Linked DNA regions of Homo sapiens: regions 2 and 3 are each linked to region 1. A link is an interaction called in ENCODE POLR2A ChIA-PET data of the cell type or tissue named here. Cell type or tissue: CD4-positive, alpha-beta T cell. All regions are shown on one strand. Links, peaks and the distances in the headings refer to the core of each region. The heading gives the core; the rest is flanking DNA. Region 1 overlaps LEF1 (lymphoid enhancer binding factor 1). Region 2 overlaps LEF1 (lymphoid enhancer binding factor 1). Region 3 overlaps LEF1 (lymphoid enhancer binding factor 1).

Region 1 (7,904 bases), core at 2,858-7,857:
TATCCTCCAGCACATAGTAAGTGTTCAATAAATACTAGTTGAATAAATGATGTGAAATGTGCTGGGCACAATGTGGTTCATGCCTGTAATCCCAGCTACTCAGGAGGCTGACGCAAGGATCGCTTGAGGCCACGAGTTTGAGGCCAGCCTGGGCAACAGAGTGAGACCCCCTCAGCTCTAAAAAAATTAAATAAATAAAAAATAAACTTAAAAAAAAATGATGTGAAATGTGTCTTCAGTGGCATAGTAGTTGGTGGAGAGACACACACTTCTGAGAATCTTTGGAAATAGGATTTTTAAAGGACAGTGACCTATTTAGAATACTCAGATCCACTTTCTGCTCACATAATGACCTAAGCCACATCATGTATTTGCATGTACATGCCAAGTGGTTGATAATATTGACCCAGCATATGGAATGGGTCTGTTTTAACACTTCTGACTTCACTTGTTTGTTTGTTCAATTGGTCAGAAATATTAACTAAGAGGCTCCTCTGCAGAAAACCATGGTTAGATACATAAATTGGTAAAATGTGATCTTTTTCTCCAAGCAGTATATAAGCTCATGCAGGAAATCATTTGCACAGACTAACTATAAAACAAAATGAAGAGCATCCCAAGTACCACATTAAAAGTACAAATAAAAAAACTTGTAGATTCAAAGGAGAAAGATTTCTCAGAGCTGTAAGTTAGAGAAAATTGCCTATGAGAGGAACATTTGAAAGAAGAGTAGAATTTCTATAGAGTCAAACGCCTAGCATAGGACCTGTCCTCTAGTTCCTTCCTTCTTCCTTCTAGCAGAAGAGTGACATCCAACTAGTTGGTATTTTTTGTTCTGTTGAATCACTTCTGAACAGTATCACTACTGCTGTGTTCTAAGCATGCTTAGAACATGGAGTAGTACGGAGAGTAAGAGTTTAAGCTTAAAGACATGTGACTGCAAGCAAGTTACCTCTCCATGTCCCAGTGACAAAAGTTCAGGACAGAAAACAGATGCCTTAACAGTCACTTGGTCCCTCTAGACCTCAATTTCCACACCTGTGAAATAGAGGAATTAAAGTAGATAATTCAGGGCTGTGGTTCATGCCTGTAATCCCAGCACTTTGGGAGGACGAGGCGGGCGGATCACCTGAGGTCAGGAGTTCAAGATCAGCCTGGCCAACATGGCGAAGCCCTGTCTCTACTAAAAATATAAAATTGGGCATGGTGGCACGCGCCTATATACCTGGCTACTCAGGAGGCTGAGGCTGGAGAATCGCTTGAACCCGGAAGGCAGAGGTTGTGGTGAGCTGAAATTGTGCCACTGCACTCCAGCCTGGGTGACAGAGGGAGACTGTCTCAAAAATAAAACAAAATAAAATAAAATAAAATAGATAATTCAGATAGTCTGTGACCGCTACGATTTTCAAGTTAATAGAATAAAACATTGAAATTTTCACTACATTTCTGATGTTTTTCAGGGTTGGTCAAATTGTATTGCTTTTATTTTATTTTGTTTATCCCCGCGACTGAGCCATCCCCTTACAGACCGTGAGATTTGGGGAGGTATCTGGATCTCAGAGTTAAGGGGGCAGCAAGTTGAAAAACCTCCTCAATGATTCTGATATGTTAAGAATCACCACTGCAAACTCCCCCACCCCAAAAAAATCCTAGGGTAAAAAATTTATGTTCTGCTGTAACCAAAAGAGTCAGTATTTCTAACAAAAACAATTTTTTTGAATAAAGGAGATTTGAAACCATTATTTTAAAAACAGCAAAACATGAGATGATTTAAGGTAAGCCCTCTGTTGAGAAATTAAAGAACTTTTTTCTTTCCCACCTACTTTCTGTAAGAATTGAGAAATAGTTCGTTCTAACTTCAAAGTTGAATTAACACCAACTTTCAAGACAGCACTTCTTGTCATTCCCAATGTGAAGGCTTTCAGTATCTTTAAGATACAAATGAAATTCCTAGGCACTTTAAATAGTAAAAAGCAGAATATTTAAGAAACATCTTCCATGTACTCATCTAATTCCACATATTAGCCAGTATATAATATTTACAGTCACTAAACGTATAATCTGGGTGTTAAACCTTGGAATATGTGCTTGTATATGGAAGTGGTCTTTTAAAGCCATCATTAGCTATGTGAAGACACATCTGTGGCTTTTTTTCTATTCTGAATCACTTTCCCCCAAACACATTGAATCTAAGTTGTTATATTTTACATTTTATGCATTTGTCTTGTCATTTTTTTCTTCTGTACCTAGGGTAAGGTATAAAGGGATGTCACTTGGGACTGGGATTACATATAATCTTTAGGTGGTTTTCACAGTTACAGGGCAGTGTACTCCAGGGACTGTGAGCTCAAGAAACAATTTGGTGGCACTTTCATTTTCTGTGGAATTCAGCTAATCCAGAACAGCTTGACCTTGCAGCCCAGAGGACTCAACTTGATGAAGAGCTTAGACAGAGACCAAATGAATCATATCAAATGTGACCATTATGGGGCTGAAGATGATTCCTAATTAATCTTTGATCCTCTGAGGTGTCACATTTCCCAAATCTATATGTCCATAAGGGAACCAATGAAAATATGAAAATGGCAATTTACCTAATCCTTGAACTTTGTGGCAAGCCATCTACTTACGAAGGGCTGTCATTTTCCATTCTACAAAAAAACATTCTCATTCTATATAAAACAATTGTCTACCATTTTCTTAAATAATGTGAAATATTGAGGGCAAAACAAATAATTTAAAAGTCTATTTTGATGATTGTATTACTAGCAGCATCTTTACTCCTGTAGGAGTTCCTTAAGATAATACTCTCTGAAGGCCCAGTTTTCCCAGATGTTGAAATCTTGAGAAAAGCTAACAAATGGACTCCTGTTCCTTGGATCTGGTGAATAAATATTGTTTCATTCTGAACCTTAAGTATGAATGGTATAAAACATGTAGTTGCATTTCTGGTTAAATATCCTGTGAATCTGTAAATGATACCTCTCTGTTCTGTTTAACAGGCATGTCCAGACATCCTCCAGCTCCTGATATCCCTACTTTTTATCCCTTGTCTCCGGGTGGTGTTGGACAGATCACCCCACCTCTTGGCTGGTAAGAACCTTGCTGCACCCTTCAGCCAGGCATTTGAACACATGTTCCTCCACTTTCCATTCATGGAAATTAGATTTATGAATGGTAACACTTGTGGAGTTGAAGAAATTTCACATCAACAAGCAAGGTGCTAACTTTATTCATTTCAATTTAAAAGATTAAAAAACATACAGACTTTGAAATGGATTGATCCGTTTGCTAATATGGGTAGAAAATGACTGTAGCATTTGCTTTGAAGCTTATAGTTTTATGGATTCCCTTTGTGGCTTTGGGCATTTGCTATGCCTGTACAAAGTTAGTGCTCAGTGTGGTTCTTCTTTTCTAGGTTTTTTAATGAACAACTTATATTTTTCAAAAATGAATTTAGACGCATTGAATATCTACCTTTACTTGTAAGTGGGCAAGTGAGGTAAATGACAAAAATAACTAGAGAGAAATTCAACAATATAAGAGCATTTTTTGGATGTTAATGAAGTAAGCATCCAATTTGAGTTCAGAGTAGTAAAAAACTGATTTGGGGGCCTTCTTTTTTTCTGAATATGAACGCTAGTGCTCTTTATTTTGTTGTTTATTTCTAAAAATATGCTTACTGCTGCCTCCAAAATCTTTTCAATTATGAAGGTGAAGGAAATATATTTTGGGAAGAAAGAATAACATGGTATAGCCTATTTTTATTATTTTATGATTAACCCACAACATTTCCTCCTCCCACTCCCATGCTCTCTCCACTCTTCCCTCTCCAATTCTCCCTCCATAGAAATAATTCTCAACTCAAGCAATTGTTTCTCTCCTTTTTCCACTTGACTCTCTATGTCACAGCCCCCATGTCATTGTACCCCATCTCCCTACCTGGACATCCTTGCATTATCCTTCTTCAGCTAGGAAGGGTCATCCTGCCATGGACAATCCAGCTTTCTCTCTTTTTCTCTCTCTCTCTCCCTAGCATTACATCTCTTAGTCAGTAACTGCTTGAACTTAATTGATTATGCATACATTTTCAAACCTAGATCAATTATTCTGTCTGAACTTAGTGACTTAGGGGCAATAGTCCTGTGCTGAATCGTACCACTGGCAGCTGGAAATAAAGTCTGTGTAAATGAAAAATGAGAGATGTAGAGAGAACAGAGGGAAAAAATGGACTTCTCAGGGTGGAGAGAAAATAATTCCAGTGAATTAATCTTTTATTTCTTGACTTTAACATGTATATGGGGGAAATGGTACAGTGTTTTTAAAATGTTTATTTTTATATGAATATACAGTTTTATTTTCTTCTTTCTTCCCTTGCCTGAAATTCTCAAAGATTCTGATAAAGAAGTCACTCAGCTCCTTCTCTGAAGGGAATATTTCACTATTCTCAGGGTTATGTTATATTCAATAAACATTTAAGTGCTTACTTTGTTCAAAGCATTAATGGGGTTGGGAGAGGGGATGGGATAAAAGAGATGTAATTCATGGATGGTTTGTTTCAAAGTTGAGGGTGGGAGATTTCTTTCAAGGCAAATGACACTTTGATTGGGTGGAGGGTAAGGAAGGGGAACGGTTACGTTTCTGAAACAATCCCGGGGTCTGTAATACTTCCACAAGATTCTGTTTGAATATCTCCCTCTTCTCCCCTCATCCAACTCTTACTACTGGTTGGTAACTGGTGTTTTGTCATTGATGGGTTCCTTTCTTCTGTGACCTCAGGCAAGGTCAGCCTGTATATCCCATCACGGGTGGATTCAGGCAACCCTACCCATCCTCACTGTCAGTCGACACTTCCATGTCCAGGTAGGTGGAGGTGGAAACTGGGGCGCTCGAGGACAAGTTGCTCTTCTCGTGCTTGCATCCTGTGCGCCTCTGCTTGCCTTTTGGTTGGCTAGGAGGGTGCATACCTCAGCCATGTGTCTGTCTGTGCAGTGTGCCTGGCTCCCACACTAGGTGTCAGAGAGAGTCCCGGGTAGGAGCTCTGCGCTGTGCCCCGGCCGGACCAGCCACACCATCGGGCGATGGACTCAGCCTCCTTGGAAAGCGTTGCCTCCAAACAAATTCATGGCCGCCTGACTGTGGGATGGGAACTGTCCGGAAAGCGGACATTACAAGAAGAGTTTGTTTGATTCAAAATATGCCGGGGGTGGGGTAAGGGAGGAGGATAAAACTGGTTTGGTCTCAGCTCTATAATTTGCTTCCTTTGTGGAAAGTTGTATCAGTTTGATGCGGCAGTGTTTGAAAATGCCCAGATAGTCTAGAGCCTTCCTGGATGGAGGCTGTCAGAAGAGACAGAACAGTGCGGACAGGCTGGCAGGCCATACAGGGTGTGCGTCCTAGTGTGTGAATCAGGCCCTGTGTGGACATGGTCATGCCAGCGGAGCTCGGGAGGCCTGCCGCGCCGCACCGAGAAGCTGCTGTGTGTGATGCTTTTGCTTCTGGAGAGGATGGCACTGTGCCCTGTGCTTGATGTACACACACATTTGGGGTGCATCATCTGTGTGTTCGATGTGGCTTTGTCAAGGGAGCTAGCATTATTGTGCCGGAAGTCAAACTGGTGGGTTATTAACTGGTTGTGAATATGTCTTTTTTATATGGGTATAGTATTCAAAGTTTCTGTGGTGAATTACAGCTTTAAAAAAACTTTTTTTTTCAGTGAGTTGTAAATGTAGCTGATTGTGGGAGGAGGTGGAATTAATATCCTTCCCCTTAAAACATATTTTTATACTTTTTAACATTGTAAGAACTATCTGATGATAGAACTCTCACAGGCAAATAACTATCATCATGTATTTTTGCAAGTAATACATTTAGCAAAGCATCATTATTTGGTCAAATATTTGTATTTTTACCATGCTTCCTTCATATTTTAAAATTTGTTTTTGAAAAATATATATCCTAGCAGAGTTCCTTTCAAGAAAAGGAAATTAATTGTGTAGGCTGTGATGAAAGACCTGAGAATGTTGTTCTTGCTGAATTAAATGTTTACTTTAAAAAGTTTGAAAAGCAAAAATTTCTAAAACATATCCAAATTTATCTAGAGAGCTTATTGAAAATACTGTCTTTATTTTATTTTTCTTGCCTGGCAGTTTCCCTCCTTTGTGTTGGCTGGTGGTGGATATTTTAAGATTTTTTTTAATGCTGTTCAAGCGTACTTGGGAAAAAGCCTTTGGCAAGTGTAGTTTTTAACCTTGATGCAGAACTTTATCCTTCCTTTAAATTCTTCTCCTTATTTCTGTTACCAGTTTTCCATAAGATGAGATCTCTGAAACATTAGTGTATTTCTGCACAGAAAATCATTTTGGATGATGTTAATGGAAACCTTATTAAATGGGAGACTGATTCCTATCCGTTTTCTCAGTTGTTCCCTCCTAATATGGATGAGGAAGCCAATAATATGAGAAAATTCCCATTGTGATGGTTTGCTTAGGAATATAGGCAGAGATTTTAAAACATGATGTGTTTTGCTTTCATTTAAAAATCATTTAAAAAGTCAAGTCTTAAATAAAGTGTTATATTTCCAATAATTACTTTTCGTGAAATTCCTATTTCAAAATTGCTTTGCAAGAAAAATGATTCACTTTTTTTTTTCCACCCGAATATAGAAAGAAAAAAATAATTATCGGCCCACTCTAATTTATAGTTAATGCTTCTGTGCGTAAAGATGTGTTTTTACTCTTAGCCAGTAGCAGTTAGTGGATTGCTTTGAAATTCCATCTAGCTTTTGCTGCAACAGCCAGTAGTACATTGTTTTCTTCTCTTTCCTCCTTTCAGGTTTTCCCATCATATGATTCCCGGTCCTCCTGGTCCCCACACAACTGGCATCCCTCATCCAGCTATTGTAACACCTCAGGTCAAACAGGAACATCCCCACACTGACAGTGACCTAATGCACGTGTAAGTATCCACCCGGGCTCTGCTGTGATTGCCTTAGGATACTGAGGATTTCTACACTGTTGCTCCTTTGCAACAGTGATCCTTCACCCCTTTGTGTTGCTGTGAAACTCAATGCACCTCTGCCTTGAAAACTCTGTCCCTGAGGACATTAAGCAGCTTCATTCCTACTGTGCTGATTTTGATTCTGAGGTTGCAAAGGAGCACGGACCCTAAAAGATCATGGGAACCTCACCAAAATGGAAGAATCTTCAGAACATAGGCATTCGAGACTCTTCAGCTGTTTAGCCATTTACCACTGAATTTTCATTTGGTTCAGATTATTGGGGAGAACCTGTTCCTACCTGAGTGAAGTAGATTGGAGGGTTTAATGCACTTTCTTCTGGAAGTGCAGTTACCCTGGCTCCAAGCTTCAACAGCACAGAATTCAAGGGAAAGGAACAAATAAAGCCCAGGATTCCCTGTTGGGCCAGGGTTGTCTCAGACTGTGAGTGCAGGCCTAAATTAATTTACTCTGAAGAGATGAGTAATTAGTTTCTTAATCTAGGTTTTGTGGATGGGAGGGTGGGGGTGAGAGGCAGCATGTGATGGTCCATAAAGCCCTTGCGAATGTATGCAAAGGCAACATGCATTTGTTTGGGGGAAAAGGTCTAAAGATTTATTAGCTTCTCAAAGTGCTCCTTAACCCCCTGCAAAAGTTAAGAACCTCTATTCTGAAAGAGGAATGATCACCTGTGCTGTGTGTTCAGCTTCTTCTGAGGGGACCAGAGAAGTCCTCAGCCTCAGAGCCCATCTGGAGCATCTTCACAATGCCAAGTCCATTTCTACTTGGTGTTCATAGTTCTATAATGACAGGTCCACTTTCTCAAACCAAAGGGTTTTATTCTCAGTCACTGAGTAGATAGGAAGCCCTATTGGATGGGTTGTTTGCCTCTCAGTGTTTTGTCAAA
Region 2 (10,664 bases), core at 1,031-6,030, 49 kb before region 1:
ACTGGGGAGAGTATAAAACACACAGTATGTGTGCCCTATCTAAAACCTGAAAAATTAAGTTGTAAGACGTGCAGCCCCAAGGATTTCAGATAAGAGATTAGGGGCCTGTACCAATGAGTAGATAGAAGTCTTGGCAAATAGAACCAAGTTTAAGGAAGACATCCTCACATATATGACAATAAAATGAGATTATTTTCTGATGTAATGAATCTCAGACACAGATCATTCATGGTGGAGGTGAGGGTTGCCATGAAACCATCTATTAAGGATGTTATCAAAGGAGTTTATTGAGTAGGAAACTGGACCTCTAAAGTCCGTCCCAACCCCGCATTTATTGATTTAAAAGACACAGTTTTGCCAGTGCAGTGGGCACATGCCTGTAGTCTCAGAGGCAGGAGAATCACTTGAGCCCAGGAGTTCGAGTCCAGTTTGGACAACACAGCAAGACCCCATTTCCTTAAAGAAATTTTTTTTTAAAGGACATAGTTTTAGTCCTAGGTGGATGAGCTCCAACAGAGGTTTCTCTGATAGACTGAGCTTACAGCCCTGGCCCATTCTGAGAATTAGGCCATAAACTGAACATGGGACACTATGCTGGAGAGTACAGGCACCTAATGAAGGACGAGTCTGTAATTGCTTAACATGTATTACTTGTATTCCATGATTACATAGTCACTGTCACATTTAAATAAAAGTTACATGATAAACTCTCATTTAATAAGGTTGATCTAACCCAGTGGTTTTCAAAGTGTGGTCTCCAGATCAGCCACATCGGCATCACCTGGGAACTTGTTGCAGATGCTGGGGCGGGCGGATCACGAGGTCATGAGTTTGAGACCAGCCTGACCAACATGGTGAAACCCTGTCTCCACTAAAAATCCAAAAATTAGCCAGGCATGGTGGTGTGTGGCTGTAATCCCAGCTACTCGGGAGGCTGAGGCAGGAGAAGCGCTTGAACCTGGGAGGTGGAGGTTGCAGTGAGCCGAGACTGCACCACTGCACTCCAGCCTGGGCGACAGAGCGAGACTCCATTTCAAAAAAAGAAAAAAAAGAAATGCAGATTTCAGGCTGGATGCATCTGTAATCCCAACACTTTGGGAGGTAGGGGCAGGCAGATTGCTTGAACCCAGGGGTTGGAGACAAGCCTGGGCAACATGGGGAAACCCCATCTCTATTAAAAAATACAAAAAATTAGGTGGGTGTTGTGGTACATGCCTATAGTTCTAGCTACTCAGGAGGCTGAGCGGGGAGGATGGTTGGAGCCTGGGGAAGTGGAGGTTGCAGTGAGCTGAGATTGTGCCATTGCACTCTAGCCTGGGTGACAGAGCAAGACCCTGCCTCAAAAAAAAAAAAAAAAAAAAAAAAAAGGCAGATTTTCGCTCTCATCCCATATCTATTGAGAATGCTGTAGTTGAGGGTTGTTAGAAAACTGCATTTTATTAAAATCCCTCCAGGTGATTCTGATGCAGGCTAGTTCAGTAAACAATATCAACTAGTTTTCATAAAGAAAACCTCTGGAGGGCCCATAGTGCCTGCACTCCAGGTCTCAAAGTATACTTTGAGATCTAGGTTATCTGCCAAGGTGCTATCCTGAAAGGACTCTAAATGAGACTCGAGTTGCAAAAACAGAATAGAAGAGGAAAAAGGGATTCTAATTGGGATGCCAAGACAAAGCTTTCTGGGAAGTATGTGCTTTAAGACATGGGTAAGATTTTGAGGGGGTACAGAATGGGATAGTATTCCTTGCTGAAGGAAGAGAACAGTAAAACCTCTTCATTGGCTGGGGAACAGAATCGTCTCCAGAATGTCAGTGGGAATACAATACTAACAAGGGAGAGCTCCTATCAGCCGGACTAGTTAATTATGTTTTTTACATAATGTGAATATGAAATAAATTCTTTTTGGACCCAAATACCTGCCTTTATCCTTATTAAGGGTAGGCACATCAGTCTAGTCCTGTGATACATTTTGGATTCCTGAAGCTGTAGCCCCATTGCCTAATTAGATCCTCATCCAAATTGTCAATAAAAACGTTTACCTTGAATTTGAAATTTCCTTCCAGGTTGACCTAAATCCTAATACTGCTTCAGTGCATTTTGTTGCACTAGAAAGAAATAACCCTGATTTCATATGTGGTTTTATACAACCAGTATTTCATTGAACTCACTGTTATATCATCATACCCTATACAACGCACCTTAGTTTTTTTTACTGGGAGTTTTTACATTTTAAGCTTTTTATGAGATATGTTTGATACAATAAGCTGCATAAAGGCAGGGTTTTATCTAGGACTCTTAGCATGTCAGAAACTAAAAAAAAGTTATGTTTCCAAAGAGCCCATGTCTCATAGAAGCCATAATTGTGCCTAGTAGCTTATATCAGCTTGTGTACTACTCAAAAACACAGGCATTTGGTGGGTATTCAGCAACCTTGTTTTTCAGACTATGTAGGCAATTTGTGGAGATTGGCTTTGATGCTGTTGCTTGAGTTTAGAGTGTTTCCAAATGTCTTTCAGCCAAAATTATGTCCAGTGATATATGGAAGTGTGTTTTTGTGGTGGTCTTTTGCATAGCTGTGTAGGCATTGTGTAGATACTCTTGAGTAGATTTTTATTTAAAACATTTTTTTTTTTTTTTTTAGAGATAGGGTCTTGCTCTGTCACCTCACCCAGGCTGGAGTGCAGTGCCACCATGATAGCTCACTGCAGCTTGGACCTCCAAGTTAAATGCCTAGCTAATTTTTAAAACATTTTTAAATAGAAACGGGTCCTTGCTATGTTGCTCAGGCTGGTCTCAAACTCCTGGCCTGAAGTGATCCTCCTACCTTGGCCTTCCAGAGCACTGGGATTACAGGCATGAGCCACTGCTTGAGTAGTTTAAATTAAAATAAGCTGGATGTAGTGGCGCCACCTGTAGTCCCAGCTGCTCTGGCGGCTGAGGCGGAGGATCACTTGAGTCCAGGAGTTTGAATTCAGCCTGGAAAATACACTGAGACTCCTAAAAAAAAAGATAAATAAAAAATAACCTGGGAGGAAAGATACAGTAGTTTGGTGAAAAGCTTCCTAGGTGATTTAAATTAAAGAAAATATTTCTCTTTAGCACCTTACTACCACCACCACCAAAATGCAGTAGTTTAATATTGTTCAAGAAAAAAAATTTTGTATGCCTCATTAATTTTCTTTCTTCACTTGTTAGTGGAGTGTTTAAGTTCTAAGAAGCAACTTGGGAAGGGCAAGGAAGGGAATGTGTTATTTTACATTTAGTAGCAATTTAACTGGAAAGTCTTTTTTTTTTTTTTGAGTCGGAGTCTCACTTTGTTGCCCAGGCTGGAGTGCAGTGGCATGATCTTCGCTCACTGCAACCTCTGCCTCCTGGGTTCAAAGGATTCTCCCACCTCAGCCTCCCTAGTACCTGGGATTACAGGTGCACACCACCACACCTTGCCATTTTTTTTTTTTTTTTTGTATTTTTAGTAGAGACAGGGTTTCACCAATTGACTAGGCTGGTCTTGAACTCCTGACCTCAAGTGATTTGCCTGCCTTAGCCTCACAAAGTGCTAGGATTGCAGGCATGAGCCACCACGCCTGGCCTGGAAGGTCTTTTGATGAGCCATAAACAGTTAATAATATCATCTTAGGCTGATAGTGCAGCATCATAGGACTGGCAAGTAACATAAGAGAGCATTCTTGTGCCTTTAAGGATCTCATCAAAATTATCCAGGTAGATAGTTATCTGTCAAACTCTTAATGGTCTCATTTAAGGAGAATCATATAAGCAGTCTTAAATAACTGGTTCTGGTCACCAGTGTTATCATCTGTCCTCCTCTTTTTTTAGCCTTAATTCCAATTGCTGCTCTGCATGTCCTTGTATGAAGGGAGTGATTTGAAGGGCTATTTTAGCTCACCCTAAAACTCAAAGGGAAGTATATGAAGTAGTATTTTCCTCTAGGTGATTATTGGAATTGATCTTATGGAAGAAAAGAAATGAAAAATGGGATCACTATTGAATACCTTGGTTGTCATTCACCCTGTAAATAGTATCGTTACTCATAACACAGCTTAAGAGGACCATGTTTCTTTCCTAAATAGACACCATTTGTTATTGGTACTTGAGAAACACTAAGAAAATTGTTCAAAGCATACACAGTGTGATTCCTATGTGTAATCACAATGTGATTATACCCTACTAAGTACCCAAATTTGTATCACATTTTTTGTGCCTAGGATTTGCAGCCACCTTTTACTAACATAAACTAAGCATGTTTCTAACTTTATTCAACAATTAGAATGCCAAGGTATGACCTTTTTATTAATGAGGAATATTTTGTTATTGAAAAGACTTACAGAGAATGAGCAGAACAACCTTAGTTTCGTTGTTTATGAAGTGGAACATGCTGGCAAGGTTTTTGTTCTCTATCTGGAATTTTCTCAGAATCCAGAAAAGTGTTGTTTTACTTGGATTGTTCTCTCTCTCCTTTGCTTCTCCATTATTCATGAAGGACCATGTTTTTATAGAACAAAGCATTCAAAATTTATGCAATCCATACATGTTTTGAGTTTCTAACTATTACAGGAAAAATTATTACCCTGAGGCTTAGAGAAACCATGATTCAGTGATATTTTTTCTTCCTAAAATTATAATTTGCTTTGGAATTCCAGTGCTCTTGGAATGCTAGAGGTAAAGAAAGCATTCTAATTGGCCACTGGTTCTTGGGAATGGAAAGGGTTTGTGTTTTTTGACCTCCTTCTAGTGATTTGGTTGACTAATCTACATTTTATGGTAGAAACAATGTGGAGTTGACCAGAGCTCCATATACTCAGAAGGACTTTGAAGTGACCCCAGTCCTGCAGAGGTGTTAAAAGGAACTTTCTGCTGTGTATTCCCATAGAAGCAGCAGATTCAGTAATGAGAGGAGTTTGAGGAAGAATAGAAGCAGAAGGGATGTCCTGATTCAGCTTTGAGTGGTTGGAAAGGAGGAACTGATGAAGCTGGTGCCCAGTGGACCCTCTCCGGGATTTTTCCTGGCCTGATTTTTTAAAGTAAAAATGTTAGCCTGTAATTTGGTAAATATTCTTTCATCTGTAATAATATTTATTTGATTGTTAGAGACAACCACTTATGATGGACATTTTTATGGGTTTCTTCTCTTCTTCTTTGTCTTTTAATCTCTATTAAACCAACAACAAAGGAAATATATTTAACTGTACTGCCCTGATAGAGAACTCTTCTCATGATTTACAATTTTTTCTAGTCCTGCCCATATACATAGGTATTGTGTACATTTTTTAGTCTTACCTGATTAGGATTATAATAATCAATAGGTTCATACCGATTATCTTTTCAATAGGTATGGCTTCTGTATCTTTATGTATTTGTTTGCTAGCTCAAATGAACATATTTTACATGTTAGAAAAGAGCTCCTTTAGAATCAGCCTTAAAATAAGTAATGTCTTTCCAAAGGGCAAAAGAAAGTCTAAATCATAACTTCAGTCATCAGTTTATCGTAGAAAAAAAAAAAAGCCCTTCCTCAGTCTGCTTTTTTCCCTTGAGAATTTTAATCCCACCTTGTTTTTCTGCCAGTGACTTACTGATATCTTGCCAAGCTTTTATGAAGTTTTTTTAATGATAAATAATTTTGTTTATGTTGTAATCATTGACATTTAGGAGCTCTTGTTCCACTTTGTTCATCTTTTTGTTGTTTTTCTTAAACCCATAACCGGTGTTTAGAGGGCAGGACTGAAGATTCTTGTGAAGGTCCTGACTTGATTGCTGGACTCTGCTGCCACTAGTAAAATTTCCTTGGTGAGAACTCTGCTCCCTCCCAAATAGGTGAATACTCTCACTTTCATAATAGAGTTTGCATGTGTATTTATTTTGAGACTCTGCCATTCTCTCCTGAGAATGGTACATAATGGTACATATTTATTATGTCTTTGAACTAATGCACTGAACTTACTGGTATTCACTGTATTTATCAATTCAAATTATGCAGTGAATACCATTATTTGACACAATAAATATAACACATAAGCAAACCTCCAGTGGTTGGAGAGTTAAGGAAGTAGAGCCTGTAGGGCTGAAATGGTCAGGACAGACCCTACAGAGAGGATTCAGGGCCATGTGGAAACTCCAGAAAAAGGGATGCAAGGACAAACACCCAATCCCTGACCTCATTCTTTTTGCCTAGTCCCAAACCCTTCAGATCTTAAATTTCTGTTTCCCATAATCCAGACTTTTTGTCTTGTACAAGCTACATACCCCCCTGTTGCATCTCTAAGTTCTCTTGACTGTAATTTTCCTGCTATTTATATTCCTAAAATCTTTGGTTTCCTACAGTCACGATAATTTATTTTCCGCTTAAATAAGTGAGAAATGGCTAGATACTCTGCCAAAGTAAGTGAGATGAGCTATGAAACCTGTTCAGAATACTAGCAGTAGTCCCACTGAGGTGGTTTTCAAGTAGAAAGGGAGAAGGAGAGAGAACATAACATTTATGTCAACACGATTGTAATTGTACATAATTTGTCATGAGTGAATCCCTGGGTTTGCTTTTTTCTTGCCACTTCTTTCTCCAGTTCTCTCTTTAGCCTATCCCTGGAGAGTCACATGAGATTCAGCTTCAGTGATATATATAGCAGCATTCAGGCAGTAAACATTTCCGTAGATGCACAACTTTATAAATAACATAAGTAATTTGTAGATATTTTTATTCCTTTAGCAGTCTCCTAGATTAAAGGGTTTTGACATGACATGAGGAGCCTTCCCAAAAAAGAACCCAAAGAATTAACTTGTCAAATGAGAAGTCCCACGTCTGATCACTGAGCCTCTCCCCAGTTTTAGCATTCTGTTCTTGGCCTCTGGGCCTTCACCTGCACTGTTTTTTTCTGCCAAAATGAGCCCCCATTACACATGAAAAACTCCTACTTCCAGCTCCTATGTCTCCTGAGAAGCATTCTTCTAGCCCCTCATTGGCCATATAATTACCCCTGTAGTATTTAGTCGATGACTCACATACAGCATTTTCCACATTGTATCGAACGTTGTTCATTTACATCTCATCCCCCTCATTAGATTACATACAGATTCTTAAGGACAGAGATCATGTTTGTATGACTAGCCCCTAAAATAGAGCTACACACACACACACACACACACACATATCAGTAAATAATAGAGTAAATGAATGACATTTTCCACCTATTCTTTTTTTTTTTTTTTTTTTTGAGAGAAAGTCTCCCTTTGTCACCCAGACTGGACTATATTGGCGCGATCATGGCTGACTGCAAACTCTGCTTCCCGGGTTCAAGCAATTCTCATGCCTCAGTCTCCTGAGTGGCTGAAAACTACAGGCATGCACCATCATGCCCGGCTAATTTTTGTATTTTTTAGTAGAGACGGTGTTTCACCGTGTTGGCCAGGCTGGTCTCGAACTCCTGTCCTCAAGTGATTCGCCCTCCTTGGCCACCCAAGGTGCTGGGATTACAGGCCTGAGCCACCATACCTGGCTGCTTTTTCCACCTAATTTTTATTAAAAAAGAATAAAAAAATCAGGAAATGAGTATTTTGAGAAACTATTAAGTTATAATTTATCCTAATTTATGATTATTCCAATTGCATTTTATCCTGGTTCTTTTAACCACTTTTCTTCATTCCTATCACACCCTAATGTACATACCAAAGACACAAGAAGATCAAATTCTGTAATCAGTTTAAGTCCTAGTTGGGGACTTAGATGAAAAATTTTCAGTGGAGAGATTGCTAAAACTGACTAAAATGACTTCTAAAGACTTATAAAAATATCCATGAAATCTCTGGTTTTTTTTATTACTGTCAAAAATCTAGAATTGGCTTCTTATTCATGTGTATTTTGCAATTAAAGAAACTTATAACTGGAGCTTTAAGTCCTTAGTGGAAAATGGAAGAGAGTTTCAGAACATAGTTATGACCACTAGACTCAGGAATAGGACTATTTCCTGAAATAAACAACAAAAGTAAAAAAATTCCCTATTCCAGTAAAGTTGTTTCATGTACATCTAAGTACTTAAACATTGTAATTGGCAGGTTATGGTTAGTTTTGTGAATTTTGTGAAAAATCTGATTGGTGTTAACACTGTTATGATTAGTAACTTTTCGAACTTAGAGTTTTAAGTAAAACAACATTTACTTTTTAGGATCCATAATACACCTAGGATTACCTTATACATGAATCACTGCACAGTCACACTGCTGTACTTAAACTGTTGTGGGTCAGTTGTTTCCAAAATTTGACTACTAAACTGTTTTCCCAATATGCGTGCTAAAAAAAAAAAAAAATCCCAAGGTGTGTTATGTACCAAGCAAGTGATTTTTCTAGAACTTAAAGTTGTAAAAATCCCTGTAATATCATAAAAACTATCAGCAATATGTACATATCTGCTGAACTTTCACAAATTTTCATTAATTTATTCAGTAAATTCTCAAACACTAGATATTTTACCTGTAATAGTGGAAAACTGGAAAATGATAGCATGTGGAAGGATATAGTTAAAAGAGCTCGAGTCATACTACTGTAAATAATATTGATACGGCCGGGTATGGTGGCTCATGCCTGTAGTCCGAGCTCTTTGGGAGGCTAAGGTGGGCGGATCACCTGAGGTCAGGGGTTTTAGATGAGCCTGGCCAACATGGCAAAACCCCATCTCTACTAAAAATACAAAATTAACCAGGCGTGGCGGTGGGTGCCTATAATCCCAGCTACTCAGGATGCTGAGGCAGGAAAATTGCTTGAACCTGGGAGGCAGAGATTGTAGTGAGCTGAGATTGCGCCACTGCACTCCAGCCTGGGCGATAGAGCAAGACTCTGCCTCAAAAATAAATAAATAAAAATAAATAAATAAATAAAGGTACACAGATGACAAAATTATATTGAATTGATAAATGCAGTGAATACCAGTAAGTTCAGTGCATTAGTTCAGAGACATAATTACTGGCCTATCATGGGAAAATATGTTGGTATGTTAGAATTCTAAGTCAGAATGAGCTAAACTCTATATGATTAGCCTTTTAGTAGAGAGGTCATTTCAGATATAACCAGTCAAGAATAATGACTCCCACGGGTTGGTAACAGCTATGCCCCATCCAAGTGTATGGAACAAACCTAGTGATACCTAGAAAGGAGTGTTAGAAAATCTGTTTTAGTCCTAGGTCCAAGTTGACCTTTGGACAAATTACTTGAAGACAAAAGAATGTGGAAATCTGCAAAAGCTCTGCAATCTTAAAGTGTTTTCATAACTTTTATGTGGTGGCCCAAACTGACCAAAATTAAGACTTTTTATAGCCTTGTCTTTCCTACTTGGATGTTTCGCTAAAGCAATGTTCATGTTCCGGGCGCGGTGACTCATGCCTGTAATCCCAGCACTTTGGGAGGCCGAGGCAGGTGGATCACAAGGTCAGGGGTTTGAGACCAGCCTGGCCAACATGGTGAAACCCTGCCTCTATTAAAAATACAAAAATTAGCCGGGTGTGGTGGCGTACACCTGTAGTTCCAGCTACTTGGGAGGCTGAGGCAGGAGAATCACTTGAACTCAGGAGGCGGAGGTTGCAGTGAGCCTAGACTGCACCATTGCACTCCAGCCTGGGGGACAGAGCAAGATTCCATCTCAAAAAAAAAAAAATGTTCATGTATCTGTTTAAGGGGTATATACTCCCCACACTTTGCTGGGGGTGTTACATAATATATAATGTGCATTCTGTATTTTCATATATGTGAATATTTTGGAAACTGAAAAAATATCTGGCTTTGTGGGTTTCATCTAACACATATGGACCAAAATATCAGTTATCTCATGTAAATTAGAATAATAATACCATACAATCTTGCTAAGAGAAAAGTTTTTTGTTTTTAATTTTTTAAGGTAGAGTCTCTCTGTTCCACAGGCTGGAGTGCAATCATAGCTCACTGAAGCCTCAACCTCCTGGGCTCAAGCTATCCTCCCACATCAGCCTCTGGAGTAGCAGGGGCTACAGGGGCATGCCATCACACATGGCTATTTTTAGTTTTTATTTTTTTGTAGAGATGGGGGTTTCTCTATGTTGTCCAAGCTGGTCTTGAACTCCTGGCCTCAGGTGATCCTCCTGTCTCAGCCTCCCAAATTGCTGGGATTTACAGGCATGAGCCACTGCACCTGGCCCAGAAAAGTTTTTGATATCAGATTATAGATTGTTAATTTTAGATTTAAAGCTGATATTAGGCATCTTAAAAATTGGTGTTCTGGCATTATGGTAGATGTGATACCCTAAGCAACATCTGCTGAAGTAAACTAAAAATATGGAGATACATTTTACTCACACACACACACAAATATCACATATACATAATACATACTCACAAACATGCATACACATATCCAATCTGTAAAGTTTTTTCCCCAAAATATACATTTTGAATGCATCCATGAGCGGACTGAAAGTTAAGGGTACTCAGAAAGCAGTAAATGGACCATTAAAGCTGGCTGTTGTAGAATGTGATGAACCAGGCTTCAGATTCTATCTTGTAGGGTACGCAGGATAAAAAGTAGACTAATAGGTTTAAAAAAAAAAAAAAAAAAAAAAAAAAACCAACCCTAGCAGAAAGCTGGGGTCCCAAAGGCTATATCTTTAGAGTAAAGGCAAACTAGAAATAAACCT
Region 3 (10,664 bases), core at 3,978-8,977, 59 kb before region 1:
TTGATTTTCCCATCAGACATACTGAACCAATAGGTATATAATGCAGATACTCCAAATCTGAAATGAAATCTGAAATGCCTCTGGACCTAAGAATTTTGAATAAAGTATACTCAACCTGTACTGAAAGCATCAGAATTTACGTCAGTGCTTTTTAAGAAAGGAGGTTTTTTCTGCTCTAGAGGTGAAGCAAGGTCTGATGCTATGAGAAAGGTAGAAGATTGACTCAATACTTCTTTTTGCCTGGTTCTGGGAGGACATCTCATATGTTAATAACTTATTAGGGGCACCACAAGTGCATACCTATTATACCAAATCAGATCTGGACATCTAACGTGAATAATTCCACTGGTATATAATGCTTACCATTAAAGGTCTGCCTTTGGAACACCAAGCCATACCTACTTTCTGCTCATCCTCTGCTCACTCTCTCATAGAATCCTGAATTCCTTGACCCCAGTCATCATCCAGATACTCCTTTTCATGAGCAAACATTTAGTGTTTTAAAGTCACAAGGTCGCTACGTGGACAAAGACTAAGCAACACAGTTGTTTTTACTCATGGAGAACATGTCCAGGAGAGCTTTTCCTCTGGCTTTTGTTTAATTGGGATAGGAGGAATTCATTCACTTATTCATTCAGCAAATGTTTTTTCAGTGGTCACTTATTTTTAAAATAGTTTCATTTTTATTGAGATATAATTCACATAGCATACATTTTACCCACTTTGAGTGTACAGTGTAGTGGTTTTTAGTATATTCACATAGTTAGTGCAGCCATCATCACAGTCAGTTTTAGGACATTTTCATCACCTCGGAAAGTAACCCCAGAGCCTTTAGCTATTATCCCCTTATCTCTCATTCCCTCAGTGCTCACCCCAGGCCCAAGCAACTACTAACCTATTTTGTCTCAACATATTTCCCTATTTGAGACATTTCATAAGAATAGAATCATAGGCACATATAGGGTGTAGTCCTTTGTGACTGGCTTCTTTCACTGAGTGTAATGTATTCAGGGTTCATTCATGTCACAGTGAGTATCACAGCTTCATTTCTTTTCCACTCTGGCTTCCATGGCTCCATCTTGCTTCCAGAAGGTTAGATCAGTACAGTGAGGAAAGGAGCTGATTTAATCCATATTGAGAGGAAGAAAAGTGAAATCAATTGATATTTCAGATATCTAAATCCATGGTGAGATTTATTTTACTGCAAGCCCTCATCAATTAAAAATTTTGGCCACTGTATAATTATTTATGAATTATATACCTGAACTATATAATTATCTGATGGCTGTTATTTCAAATAAAATTGATAATTTCTCGTTATTTTGGTCAGCTTCTTGACAAGTCTTGTCCAGTGTCATTACAGATTTTAGCTTTAATGCAAGCTCTTAAAGGGTTGATATTAGAGGTAGAACTGTTGGCTTTGCCATTTTCTTGCTGTTTTTTGTGCTTACATTATTACTGTTATCTTCAGTCCACTTGGCATTCTTGACCGTCTGGCATACAGAGCAAACGGGGGCCCCAGTGGCAATTTGTATGTTAAATATTTCTGGTAAAACTTAAAATTTTTCATATAGAAATATGTATTGACATTGTAGTATTTTCTTCCTGCTGCACCCCAGTGGATAATGCTATGTATTCTTTGTATGATGTGGGATAACCAACTATTCTAGATTGATGGCTGGGGAAAGTAAACGGGAACCCTATTCCTATTTGTTCCGATAAGATACTTCTGAAAGTGTGGCTGTTGAGTGTTTCATATGAAAGTTTTTTATGAAACCTGCAGATTATGCAGTATTCATGAGGATACTCTTCTTTTTTTTTTTTTTTTTTTTTTTTGGCTGGTTGGGTCAATTCTTTGCTGTACAGATTACTTGCAGATTGCTCAGAATCACCTGGGTTTGCTGCACACTGAGCTGTGGGCTGAGGCTGTGTTTCACCCTCGTGTGGCCCAGCTAAATGACATCATTTGAGGTCGTGCTTCATGGTGACCTTGTGGCATCTCCTGTTCACCCCTCCTGTGGCCCTGCCCTCCAGCAGCTGTGTGGGAATTCTGCTCCCTTCCTTCTCTCTAGATTAGATGTCTGCACTAGGGCACTTGCTATTTTAAACCAAAGATGTACTGTGTGTGCAAGTGATGAAACCGCTTGAAAAGAAGGCTCTGTGCTATCTGAGACAGTTCTCAGTCTTTCATGAGCATGTTGAAAATTGGGCACCATCCAATTATTGACATATGATTGTAGATCTTGATGGCAGAACTCTGCCAATTCCCAGGGGGATCTGCTTGATAAGCTGTTCATTTGACTTGGGGAAGACAGGAGAGCAGTTTAAACCCAGCTCCAAATATAAGAACTGTTTCTTTAGCATGTGCCTGGGGCCAGCTTTGTTCTTCACTGAAGGAATAACCAAAGGAAATGGACTTAAATTGTTGAAAGAATTTAGGTTGGGAGAATTACTTCAGAGGGAGAGATTAATAAACATTGGAATGGTTTATCAAAGGAAAGCATGGAATCTGGTTATTTAAAGGTTTTTAAGAGTAAATTTGTATTTGTGTGAAGCGATTGGAATGCCTCATCTAGAGGGGTCCCAGACTTTGGGCAGTACCTATTAACTCCTGCTCCTCAACCGGCTTGCTTCCCCCACTCCTCACCTCTGAGGCAGTTTTCTTTTCTTTTCAGTAAGGAGCATAAGGACCCTCCAGGTTCTTCAAGAGATTATTTTTCCCTTCCTGAAGGGAAAAATAAATAGGCCAGCACATAGATTATGCTATATAACGAGTCTCCTGTGTATCATTACAGTGTTGTCACCTCCATTCTCAATGATGGCAATTTTTGCTGAGGGCAGTCTGAGAAATGTGTGGAGCCCACAGCTCCGGGGGCTACTGAGATTCCATATGCTTTTAGTTTGTCTCTGCTTAGCCACTGGAGTGCCTCTCTCAAGGTTGGTGGCTGAGCAAGTGGTGCTGTGTTCTCTCACATGCTGTTCAGGTGACTAAAATTCTAAGTACAGGTTTCTCTGAGGAGGGCCTTGAAGAAGGCGGGGGCAGGGGATTGAGGGGGCGCCGTATATTGACTTTTTCCTTTGGTTTGAATGGGAAGCCTGGGATGCTTCCAGTGACTGTTTTGCTTGTTACTTTGCAAGAGAAGGCTAATGATAGAATCACAAAAGAAATGTTTTTTTGCCTGATAATCTGAAATTAGAAGGGGGCCTTGGGATATGGAAAATGTGATAAGCTTATTAAGAATGCAACCTACAGAAAAATATTTGATAACACTGGAACTTATTTCCGGCATTTTCCGAAAATGGTAAAATTAAGGAAAGATGGCACTTTTCCAAGAGAAAAATATACAGATTTTGAGATGTTATTATTCAGGTTTTCTTGCTGATTTTGCTTTTGCAATTCTGAATTCATGTAGTTTGTACCCTTTCCTCTAAAGCAAAACAAACCCCAAATGAAACAAACATAAAAACTGTAACCCAGTAAACTGAAGTAGGCAGGTTGTTAAAAGAAAGAGTTTTCCAGTTCTGCACAGTTACAGACAAATTTTCAAAGAAAATTTACAGTTGGGTACCTTACAGCCAGGTCTGTTGATTCAAAATCCTTTCAAACAAAGATGGCTTTTGTTCGCCAATTACTTGGTGTTTCAGAACTAAGAAGTTTTGTGCAGAATGAAAGGAAGCAGTTATTTCATAGTCATTTCTCCTATGTCAATAAGTTTTAGAACTTTGTAGACTTGGAAAAGTTAAAGACTGATGGTTCATTGACTACTATCTACATAAACAATATTAAATCTTTGTGAAAAGGGGACTTTGTTAAACGAGATGCATTTTATTTTATAAATTCTCTTAAGATTCTACTTTCCTGCTCTCTCCATCCATAATCTTGTCATTTCAATGTGAATGTAAATTCAGAGTTTCTCTGTAGAGCTATGTAATATTGATTAGGGCAGACATTTTCAAAGGCAGCAATTAAAAATTAGAATTGGAATAACGGAAGGTTTTCTTACTAGGGAGTGATTACTGGACATATGTAACACTATATGTAGCACCAGAGACATAGTATAGTGATTTATGGTCGCCCTGCTTGCTTTTTATGTTGATTTTAAATGTAATAATGGATGAATTACACAATGTATTTAATCATAAGTCCAAAATGTCTTAATTATTTTTAAAAAATTAGAAATAGCTTTACTTTTAATTTCCATTTTAAGAAATAGGATACTAGTGTTGATGTATTTTGGTTATTATGTTCTTAGGAATTTTTCTGCCTCTTTTGGTGGCATTAGGTTTTGATTCACTTGTCAAGACGTGATCCTGTCATACTGATTTGTGTCTCTGTATCTGGAGCCAGAATTGAAAACCACCTTTGACTTTCCTGTTCTTCCTCTTCTGTTAATGGAATCATGCATTTACAACTTCCCAAATAAACCTGTGATTCTTACAAATGCAAGTATCTGCTCTGCTTAGTTGATTAAAAAGGGCTAAGGAGGAGCAGGTAAGGGCGCGGGACAGGTCTTTAGCAGCTGCACCCGTTCACCTTGCATCAGGTGTCTGCAAAGTCTTCAGACCAAATACATGTTAGAGTCCCTTTCCCAATTGGAATCACTTACCCCATCATTTTTATTTTACCCTTTAGGCTTGAAAAAGTGTGTATTTAGCCATCAGTTCATTTTGTGTGGTCTGAGTTATAAAATGCCCCTGCTGGTTTTTCCATATGAAAAACATGGTTTTCATTTGTGGAAACTTACATAATTTTTTTTCTGGGCCTTTTGTGCTGCTTTAAATTAAAAGCAAATGTATTTCCCTCCCCTTCATTCTTGCTTCCCCACCCCCATCTTTGCATGTTCCAATTACAGAGTTGTGAAAATAAGTCATCCTTCGGCTTTTGTTACTTTAAAACAGCTATCGGTGATGTCAGAGTCAATACTAAAAGCATTAAGAATGCTGGCAGAATGTAATGCAGCTGCAATCCAACATGATGCTGGAAATGGGGTTGAGAGCATAAAGGCTTTCCATATTCCCAGGGCGCACAACTGCTTGCGGCCTTGGCTTTGATCTCTTCAAAGGCTGCTGCCTCCTCCTAGATGGAGAGACTTGGCTGCCACTCGCTTGCATTGAAAAAAGGCAGAGGTCTCTATTCAGGCAGAAATCAATCACTGTGCAGAAACAATTATGTGTAATTCAACCATCATGAAAACAGGACGAGATTACGGGTTTGTTACCTGAGTGACTGTGTGAAGACGGGGAGCAGAGAACACTGGAGTCCCGCTGACATGCCACATCTCGATGACAATTATAGACATATGAATGATGTGGCGGGGGGGGAGGCACAATGACAAATACTGGTCACGCTGTCCAGCAGAGCAGAAAATGAGGTTACAATTGGGAGATAATGTTTGCATATGTAACCATATTTCAGCAAGCTGAACAACTTCAGGGAACAGACCCTCAAAACTCTTGTGAATATTTGTATGTACAGAGACTAACATATGAATTTGATATTGGCTGAATTAGGACAAAAATAATCCTAATAATTTGAGGATTATACTGAAAGAGAGAAGGAAAGTGAATTTAACTTTGGTTTATTACACTTGCTGATTTGGAGTACATACTACTGCTAACACCAAACTCTGAAAACACAACTAACTTTCTAACCTAATATATATGGATCTCTCTTTAAACATCTTCTGGTTCAAGAATAACATTTTTATTTTGAGTCTGTAAACTTGTCTCAAAAAAGCATTATGTTTTTTCACCTTGATTGAGGCTTTTTGGGGAAATGATTTTTGTCAGTTGTACCATCTTCCCTTGTTTTCAGATTTAATTTTTGAAAAGCAACTTTCTCAAATGTGTTGAAGTTTCCTTTCACTGAGAAGAAAAGCAAGGCATTTTTCTAGGTAGGAAATAACTTTTTGCTTTAAGTACAAGTATGCTTAATCTTGAAGCCCTGGCATGCAAAGCTATCGAGGTATTTATTTTTATTTTAACTTGCTTCTTGTCACCTAACAAAGGCGTAGGAGTAACCTCGCACTTTGCTAGCTAACCTGACTCCGGGTGAGGGGAAAGTCAAAATAAGATGAAAACCTAGATGGCTGATTATAAAATGGTATTGCTTCTGCTCAGTTTGATACCCAGGCCTGGGTTTACCTTTTATGCTGCTCCAGCTTAGACATCAGAGGCGTGAGAGCTGCTTTGAGTTACAGATCTTCAAACAATAAGTCAAAACAAAAAATCAATCCCCTCCGGTCCCTGGGTGCAGTTATCGAAAGATAAAAGAGAAAAATAAAGTTATGCTAAAGTAGATAGAGGAAAGGAGCAGATATGCCAAGGAAACACGGAGGACAAGTGCAGAGTTGAAGTGGGCCTCATATGAGCCAACATCAATGAATTTTTATCTTATCAAAAAGTTTTAGGGTTGCCAGTTCTTTTCAAACTGGATCCAGTCTGCTCCAGGGCTGCCTGGAGCGTTGGCTTCAATGAAGTTGCTTTTCCCCCCTCCCTCTAAAATATAACCACATAGGAATTAGACTGCATTTCACTCAAGGTATAAAACTTGCCACAGACTTCGACGGCAAATTAGGGGTTTTGATAATCCCTTGATATTTTGAATATAAATTGAGGGGAGTGTGTGTGTGTGTATTTTTATGTTTATTGAAAGCTGAGATTTACATGAAAAGTAAGGCAAATCTCTATAGTGTGTTTTTGCTTCAAGCCAAATTTCTAAGGAGAGCTAGAAAGTCCCCATGAATTCTTTTTGAGGTAAGAAATCTGTGTTTTTCCTCTGTTTCTTGTGGGTAATGTCAGATATTTTTGGATATTAATTATAACTATCTGAACCATTTTAGATGGTATTTTAACATATGAGCCAGTATATATTTTTATGAATCCAAGTTATAGTTTGAAAAAAAAGCCTTACATTTTTACATATTTTTAGAAAACAATAAACTAGTTTACTCAATTGTTTTACAGCTGTAAATGTTTGTGAGATGATCCTAGTTCCTCTATTAACGTCCCTAAAGGTCTCTCACAAAATGGCAGCACATATTTCATTCTTGTCCTTCCCTTTGCTTCCTCTTTGTTTTCCTTACCGAGAGAGTCATGTTCCTGAGCTAATGCCAGCAGGGCCAGCAGGGCCAGGGTGGAGGTCCAGGCTCTGCATCCACCTCCCTAACCACTGTGGAGCCCGGCCTGCACCTTGCCCTGTGATCTGTGCTGGACATAGTCACATTTAACAGCCCTTCAAGTTTCCAGGTTTTAAGGGAGAAAAGGATAGTTAGCTTGGCATTGTAGATGTAGATGCCATGCTATTTAAAGATGCATGTTCTATATATAAACTCTAGTTAATCATTTGACTAAAACCATCATAACTTTCCTTTGCATAGTTCAGATGATTCATTGTTTTGAAAACTATGTAAACTCAAATGGAAAACAACCACGCACTGATGGTTGCAACTTATATTTCCCAGTATAGAGTTAATGAGCAGAAAAATGGCAGAGCCGCTTCCACACATCTAAGGCTGAACATTTCTTGGAACTATTAATGAATGTACTTTACTGTAAACATTGAAGCTTAGCAGTATGTTCTATAGGCCCTGAGAAGAGGGGAATGAAGATTCTTTCTAGTTTCTTACAATTATACCATGGCAGGGAATCTCAGTCTGTATTTTTAGGTATTTGTCCTCCAACTCTCCTTCAGGCCTGGTTCAGCTAGCATTTCCAGTCCAGTCTCTACCATTTCCTATCCGTAATCCATCCTTGTTATCCTTCCAGGCTACTTAGAGGATGTTGCTACGAGTGGCTTCATGTTTACATGCAAGGAAGGGAAGGCAGAGGAGGAAAATGGGGCATGGTGGCACATGTAGGTCACATAGGCATCATGCGTCAGCAAGCTCCGTTCTGTCCCCCATGGAAGCATCTTTGAATTCCTGATGTTCTCAGCCCTAAATTCTCAGCTCTTCTATTCTCATATAGGCAGTGGCAACTTCAAGGCGTTTGGAGGAGTTGGGGCTAGCCCCCATAATCTCCAGCAATACCCTTCACCACCCCAAATAAACACCTTTGCTAAGTAAAAATATTCTTCAGATACAGCATTTACTTCAATCTTGCAACCAGATTGCTGTTCCTAAGCCCCCTTTGTGTAGAAATGTATATGCTAGGTAAGCTGTCAGGCATACTCGTGTGTGTGTGTGTGTGTGTGTATACACACACATACACACCTGTACATATAATGCAGTGTTTAAAGCTCATGAGTCAGATTGCCTGTGCTTGAATTTCACTGCCATGCAAGTTCCTAAAGCATTATAATGCTCACTTTCCTTATCTGTATAATGGGAGTAATCATAGTAGCGACCCATAGGCTTGTGTAAAGGCAATGCAAATACAGAGCATACTTGATACCTCTTTTTGTTGTTGGAAAATAACAATTCCATTCCATACATCATGAAAACATTATTTGCATTTCATTACTGACCTTTTGAGATGTACTCTTTCATCTATTTATTTTATACATATTTGATATTCGAAATTCCACATTTGACCAGCTCCCCGAGTAGAGGCCATGGGTGGAGGAAAGAACTGAGTCCAACAAGTCTCATCTAAACCTGTATTTCTGTTGAAGAAGCAAAAATAGGAGATTTTGTTGGGGTCATCCTAAAGGCTGCATAATCATGAGAGAAAATTATGTGGTTAATAATTTGTTAACCTCTTAGGTTTCAGTAATTTGGAATTTAGGAAAGCAAAATCATAGTTCACATTTTTCCCTAGTCTTTTTAATGTTAATATACTAAAGGAAATTATATATCTCTTTCAAAGGAAAAATGTTTTAAAATTAGGTGAATGTTATATTTTGGCATGTTATATTGGGTTGATATATTCTATAGGACAATATTAAGTTTTTATTACAGAGTCTATGAGTGTGCAATTCATTAGCATTTGGAATGGTAACAGGAAAACCATATTCAAATATTTTGAATCACAAAATATAAATTAGGATCTAAAATTTATAATATTCAGGGATATGATGGGTGAGATGAGCAAGATTCAAGTTAATAGATTATTATAGTCTTCTGAATAGTACCAGACTCTGGACAGCAAAGTAACCAATACCGTTCCTTCCTACATTCAGACTTTGCTCTTCTTCCCCCCAGCACACACAGCCTCTAATCCTCATGCCAACAAATCAGTGCCACTTTCCTCTTTTCCTATCTTTGAGGGCATTTTTATCACATAAAAACTCCACATTGAAAAATCTAAGTTGTAGTATGAAGATAGCTTTATGATGTTTAAAATATTACTTGGACTTTCTGTTTTAATTGCTTTTTTGATTGCATGAATCAGTTTTTTTAGTGGTGATTTCTGAGATTTTGTTGTATCCATCACCAGAGCAGTGTACACTGCACCCAGTGTGGAGTCTTTTATCCCTCACCCCACTCCCACCCTTTCCCCTGAGTCCCCAAAGTCCATTGTATTATTCTTACGCCTTTGCAATAGACTTTCTGTTTTAATAGGAAATTGCTAGCTTTGATGATTTGTGATGTTTTGTAAAAAATGTTGAAAATAACTATTTAAAAAACTATTCTTCGTAGCTTCAAAATTCTGTACTGTTTGAAGAATAATTACAATACTTATTTAGGGAGAGGCACCAAATACATATTTTAACTAACATTAAAGTCAATTTTAAAGTACTTACAATAAAGAAAAAGTTGACTTTTTAATAAGCCAGAAGAAACTTAGTCTGGGTTAAATAGCTTTATCCTTAGCAAAAATGACCAGACAACCTCTCAGAATTTTAAAGGAAGACTTAGAGCCCTTATTGGTAGCTATTTAGTTTTCAATGACTACATACTTATATAATTTCATAAAAATTATTGGAAGTTATTTCCCTTTTTACCCTTGGATATTTTGAGTTAGAACATTATTTTTAAAATCTTATAAGCACAGTAGGGTAAATAATCACAAACATTTATGTTTTTTAAAGAAAAAGACACCTTACTGAAGGGCAAATGACCCTATATTATTAGATTTAACTATTCAGTCACCGTAAGAATTACAATAGCATGTTTTATACAATGTGTGAATCGTAACTCTAGGTCTGCAGTTATAAGACCCCTGAAAGGCAAACTTCTGGCATTTGATCATATGTATTGCTGAACTTTCCAGATCTGGGTGGGGTATCCAAACCTGGAATTGTTATAATACTATGCAGCATAAGCATCTAAAGTTTAAAAAAAAAAAAAAAAAGGAAATTTAAGGAGATGAGAAGTATTTGAACTGGCAATATGCTATATAACTGTACATGTTTTTATAAAGATTAATCCTTTGATTTTAGAATACTTGGTCAAATAGCCAGTAGAATTTAAGTTTTGAAGGTTTTGGGGGGAATACGCATATAGTAGAAGGACAAAGCAGAAATGGTTAAGAAAGATACGAATTTTATAGCATGCTAAACCAACACCACGTGAAATTTTATAGGTGCAGGTTCTTTATGGAACTTCTAATGTTTGCACATTTATTTTAGAAAAAATGAACTATGCTTCTGAAAGTTATTTTACATTTAAGTTCAGAGTTATTTCCTGTTTTCTTCTCTTGTCTACCATAACTTGTTTTGTTTTTTTCTACCTGAATTTTAACCCTTGAAAGATTTCATTATTTTCACATCACATCATCAC

What was found. Peaks named below come from ENCODE experiments on the same cell type or tissue, not always from the same donor. Only the 100,000 strongest peaks of a DNase experiment are listed, where the experiment ranks them.
Region 2: POLR2A ChIA-PET joins it to region 1 with 6 read pairs; 8 of 35 experiments call an interaction of 5 or more read pairs at or near these places.
Region 3: POLR2A ChIA-PET joins it to region 1 with 9 read pairs; 9 of 35 experiments call an interaction of 5 or more read pairs at or near these places.

The regions. Positions count from the first base shown.
Region 1 is chr4:108,078,545-108,086,448 of GRCh38, reverse strand. It overlaps LEF1 (lymphoid enhancer binding factor 1), which reads left to right. Exons shown (of 12, transcript NM_016269.5): 5 at 3,003-3,093; 6 at 4,780-4,863; 7 at 6,835-6,957. Among named protein-coding and RNA genes, the nearest start is that of LEF1-AS1, 85 kb to the left of the region's middle. In CD4-positive, alpha-beta T cell, for the core only: no CTCF peak of the experiment used is centred there; DNase peaks (open chromatin) are centred at 4,948 and 5,538; H3K27ac peaks cover 1,173 bases.
Region 2 is chr4:108,123,363-108,134,026 of GRCh38, reverse strand. The region is part of intron 3 of LEF1 (lymphoid enhancer binding factor 1); the gene reads left to right. Among named protein-coding and RNA genes, the nearest start is that of LEF1-AS1, 39 kb to the left of the region's middle. In CD4-positive, alpha-beta T cell, for the core only: no CTCF peak of the experiment used is centred there; no DNase peak of the experiment used is centred there; H3K27ac peaks cover 907 bases.
Region 3 is chr4:108,136,038-108,146,701 of GRCh38, reverse strand. The region is part of intron 3 of LEF1 (lymphoid enhancer binding factor 1); the gene reads left to right. Among named protein-coding and RNA genes, the nearest start is that of LEF1-AS1, 26 kb to the left of the region's middle. In CD4-positive, alpha-beta T cell, for the core only: no CTCF peak of the experiment used is centred there; a DNase peak (open chromatin) is centred at 6,171; H3K4me3 peaks cover 1,147 bases; H3K27ac peaks cover 879 bases.